2 separate regions of the Homo sapiens genome follow, and region 2 is linked to region 1. The links are chromatin loops, found by intact Hi-C in ENCODE. Cell type or tissue: dorsolateral prefrontal cortex. All regions are shown on one strand.

Region 1 (2,500 bases):
TGAGTGCTGTCTAGCTAATGGGAATGCAGAGAAGAGTATTTTTTGTTGTTTATTGGTTTATTTGTTTTATCTTTCTTCGAGACAGAGTCACTCTGTCGCCCAGGCTGGAGTGCAATGGCACGATCTTGGCTCACTGCAGCCTCCACCTCCTGGGTTCAGCCTTCTGAGTAGAGTAGCTGGAACTACAGGCGCCCGCCACCATGACTGGCTAATTTTTGTATTTTTAGGAGAGACGGGGTTTCACCACGTTGGCCAGGCTGCTCTCGAACTCCTGACCTCAGGTGATGCGCCTGCCTCAGCCTCCCAGAGTGCTGGGATTGCAGGCATGAACCACGGCACTAGGCTAATAGTTTGATTCAGTAGTGTGTGTGTTTCTCTGCCACTGCCTGTTCCATTGCCTGTGCTGCTGTTGATGTTACTGAGGCAGGTTTTTTGCCTTGTACAGATGCTGTGAATGCTGTCCTCCCATGGCGTGTATATGGGAATTTTTTTGACATTTGAGGTCTTTTAATATGCTGGGTATGACCAAATATCCACTATTAGTTATCATTTGGTTCTTGTTTTTCCTCTTTTTAAGTAAATAAAATAAATGAGCTAATTTTGCTTACTGCTCATGCTGTATGTTATTATGTAATGATGTTTTCACAGTAATACTAATGCCTACCCAGTCTATTAATAAATCTTACTAATTGCTTTTATTTCCTGGCTCTTATTTTCCTGAGGCAGTCTTTTTACTTTCTTTTCTTCTTCTTTTTTTTATTTTGCAATCTGATATTTGGATTTTCTTGTGATCCATTGTCTGTAGAAAGAGTCATTCTGGAATTTTTCTTTAACCTTACTCAATACTCTCTTCAACCCATTATTCCACCTGTCTTTCTAATGTTCTGTTCTTTTCTTCAAATAAGTTTGTGTTGTCTGGTTTGGAATTTCTTTTTGAGGCATGATCCTTTGATGCCACCTAGGGGGCACCTGTAAGATCGAGGTTGCCCTTTGCAGCTCTGAAAAGCCAGAGATATTAGCTGCTTTTCTATCTGGTCTGAATGGTTTGGCTTTCCTTGCATTGCTGTTTTTGTTTTCATTTTCTAGTTCTAAGAACAGAGAATCCTTAACACAAGGTGAAACATTTGAAAATCTTGTCCTTCATTCACGTTTTAAAAATCTCACTTTTGCATAGTGAGAATGTAGTAACACTCACACGCTACTTACAATTCACTGCACAGCATTTGGAGGGCTTTAAGCATGTTTGCTTGTTTTCATTTCTCCAAAAATCTCTGAGCTAGTTGTGACTACCACTACCATCATCATCATCATCATCATCCCCATTTTTAATAAATGAGGAAAGAGAAGCATAGGATGGTGCATAACTTGCCCACTTAGGGCTGAAGGGAGAACCCCTGCTGTCTGACTCCACAAACTACCTACTTAGCCGTTTTCGTTTAGCTGGTTGCATCCCCTCTGTTGCCCCTGGTCTCCGGCAGCTTTGGATCATTGTCTTTCCCTGAGAACCACTTCCCCTTCTATAGGTTCCATTTAGCATTACATCTTCTGTGGTGATGCAGAATTTCAAAGGTCATTTTTGAGGCTGGGCTGAGTAGAACAGTAGGAAGAAGGGAAATTGAGAAGCTGTTTTAAAAGAAATGTTACCTGTTTTCTATTCTACTAGTTGGAAATAAAACTAGTTGGAAGGTTCAATCTAAATATGTTAGGAGACTTTGTAGGATATCAATAATGGTATGCATGAGCCTACAAATGAAAAATCTATATAACCAACTTTATTTTTTTAAAAATTGAACCTAGGAATCAGTGCTGTTACATAATACAGTGTACAGATCCTGACTGGCATAATTCAATGTACTCAAAGAAAGAGTATTTATCATAAAGGTGTTAATACTTATAATGATGATAATTTACAATAAAGGTGAATATCTATGAAAGATTCTGTGTATCTAAGTCTCTGCTAAAGTGTTGTTTTGAAAGCTGTAGACACCAGGATATTGTCTAATAAGGGTCCTAGGTGGAACTGCATTTGCCCAAGCCTAATCTCTGTTTGGATTTTCAAACCACATATTAGACCCACCTTATAGCCTACTGAATCTCAGCAAGTCTTTTGGTCAGCAAACCCATTATGTGGAGTGATTATCTCCATCGATATGCCAGAAAAGTTACTAACTAAAGACGAAATGCTGGCCAAAATCAAAATGAGTATGTTTACTTGCATACATGTTTGTATCTGTGTGTCCACACAGAGGGATGTATAGACCACTTAAAAAAAGTACTAATTCTCTTAATAGAAGTATTTTTAATTTTCTCTTTGGATGTGTATGGGTAATAAAGGAAGCACATTGCCCTGCCTAAGCAGCTCCAAATTTCATTAGCCAAGAAGCTTTTCTTTAAGCCACCATTTACTGAGTGTCTATATGCTACATACTTTATTAAGTAAGTAGCTCTGTGGCTAGATAGATATCACCATCTAGTTTTTCAGCTGAAAAAATAGAGGCTC
Region 2 (2,500 bases), 280 kb before region 1:
GATAGGTGATCACTGCATGCATGAGATGAACAGTGAGCAAGGGCCGTACTCTTAACCCCTGGAAAATTTCTTAACGTTTTACAAAATGAGAAACTGCACTGGAAGAAACTGGTTCATGAGATAAGGACATGGATCCAGTGAACCTCTGGAGCCCAAAAGGATAGAGTCAAACCAGGCTCCAGCATATGCTAGTTGTAGATCCTTGTGCAATTTACTTCTTTGGTGCTTATTTTGAGTCACAGCAGGTTTGTTTTTTTGTTTTTCTTTTTGTTTTTGTTTTACAGAGTCATGCTCTGCCTCCCAGGCTGGAGTGCAGTGGCTGGATCTTGGGGGCTTACTGCAATCTCCACCTCCTGGGTTCAAGCAATTCTCCTGCTTCAGTGTCCCAAGTAGCTGGGATTACAGGCATGCACCACCACGTTTGGCTAATTTTTTGTATTTTTAGTAGAGATGGGGTTTCACCATGTTGGCCAGGCTGTCCTCGAACTCCTGGCCTCAAGTGATCCACCCACCTCGGCCTCCCAAAGTGCTGGGATTATAGGCGTGAGCCACCGAACCCAGCCAAGTCACAGCATTTTAACAGGGAAGCACATTGCCAGGATTTGCTACACTGCTGCTCTCTCATTTTGTCACTTTGTTCCTGCTAACTCCCTCTCTCCTCCTTCATATGTTTGTCCCAAAACTCTTACATACTCCTTCGTTCATCTCCTCTCATTGTTACCTATATATTCTTATAGTATTTCATTATGAGTTTTAAAAATAAACATTTGATCACAAAATGACAAATACTGTATGATTCCTCTTACGTGAGGTACCTGGAGCATTCAGATTCGTAGAGACAGAAAGCAAACTGGCTAGGGGAAGGGTGGGAAGGGGCAGTTTGTGTTCAATGGATAGAGTTTCACTTTTGCAAGATGAAAAAACATTCTGAAGATGGTTGGTGGTGATGGTTTCCCAATAAGGTGAGTATACTTAATGTCACTGAACTGTATAGTTCAAAATGGCTAAAATGAGGACTTTTAGGTCTATTTTATCCCAATTTTAAAAAACAGAAAACTTACAAAGCAAACCCTTGACTCACTTTCATTATATTTACCTATAAGATTCACCAGAATAGAAATATTTGTCACACCCAGATCACCTCAACACTGTCCTGTAGAAAGAACTGAGGTGGACTGAGGATGCATACAATACCCAGCAGAGGGCAGGAGGGAGTCAAGGTGGCATTTTCCCCTAAATTTTGTATTTGTGATCATTTTTTCTTCCTCTCTTATTTGCTGTCTTAGTTTAATGTTCTCTCTAAAGGTGTAAGTCTTTCCAAGACAGCCATGTTAGAGAACAGAGGATAAATGATTCTCTCACAGAGCATGTCGGTTAAATTATTGCATAATTTAAATCACCACATAAAAACAATTGCTCAGTGGAGCTGGGTTTGTTAGTGGTAATAGAGCTCCAAACTAGGCTTTTTCGCTTTATTCTGGCTGTATATTATTGACCCAGATCATTTTGCAAAGTACTCCACAAATAATTGTATTGATGTTCCCACAAAAGGATACTAAAAACCCTGCTAAGTCTCAGTGGAAACCCTACGGAAATAGTATTGTAAAATTAATGGGATTCAGGTTTTAGGTGTTCTTTCTCCCAGCTGAGCCATGTTGCCAGGACCAAATGCTATAAAAGTGCTGCCATTTGCATCAGCCTTAACTGAGGAAATATCTATTTTTCCCTTGATTTGCTCTTTGCCTTGATTTCCTGGAGCATATTTGCAAGTTATCCTTGATGCACTATAATTATTTTGAGGAGATTGCTTTTTGGTTTAAAAGGATATTGCCATTTTATTATTTTAGAACACCAAGGGAGTCATATTCAAGGAAGAGACCAGCATTTTAATGCTGGGCTTCTCTCTCGAAGGAAACCAAACTCTTCACTGATTGTTTTTTGACTTCTGGTTCAAATAGCCTGGGAGGTACAAGGGTAGCATGTGGATTCGCGTGGAAGGTTTTGTTTAAGGCAATGAGCATTAGCTCTCTTTGCCTTCTCCCAGGGCTGCCACTCGGCATCGAGTTAAAACGGTGACAGCAGCAGCAGCAGCAATATCTGCCCAGACAGTTCTGGTTCTTCCATTTACTCAAACAATTTGGATGCAGATGGCCTTTCTACTTCATGCATTGAATATGATTCAAGTCCCAACCATCCATTATTACTTCACCTGCCTTGAAATGGGAATTGTAAGCACTCTGATAAATTATTTGAAAGACTAATTTCCTCAAATACCCCTTTCTGCTATTAACTTGCAATTTTATAACATTTAAAACGTTCTGAAATTTCTGTGTGCATAGCTCCGAGTGAGTTGACAGCACGTGCCCCCTGCATCAATACTACAAAACATAAGGGGGAAGGAGACACTATATTTCTCTTTCCTGGGCAGTGGAAGAATACTGCTCTCTAAGCCCAGCATGTGTGAACAATGAGTCTTTCCTACAGGAATGGTGGTGGAGCT

What was found. A loop is a pair of places that touch in the nucleus more often than their neighbours do. Peaks named below come from ENCODE experiments on the same cell type or tissue, not always from the same donor. Only the 100,000 strongest peaks of a DNase experiment are listed, where the experiment ranks them.
Region 2: it touches region 1 in a loop (3-fold over the local background); 47 of 110 quality-filtered maps call a loop at or near these places.

What each region holds. Positions count from the first base shown.
Region 1 is chr7:37,233,496-37,235,995 of GRCh38, reverse strand. The region is part of intron 7 of ELMO1 (engulfment and cell motility 1); the gene reads left to right. Among named protein-coding and RNA genes, the nearest start is that of ELMO1, 210 kb to the left of the region's middle. In dorsolateral prefrontal cortex, CTCF peaks have their summits at 746 and 953 (motif pointing left); no DNase peak of the experiment used is centred here; H3K27ac peaks cover 2,500 bases.
Region 2 is chr7:37,508,940-37,511,439 of GRCh38, reverse strand. No RefSeq gene overlaps it. Among named protein-coding and RNA genes, the nearest start is that of ELMO1, 61 kb to the right of the region's middle. In dorsolateral prefrontal cortex, a CTCF peak has its summit at 1,185 (motif pointing right); no DNase peak of the experiment used is centred here; H3K27ac peaks cover 1,093 bases; H3K27me3 peaks cover 600 bases.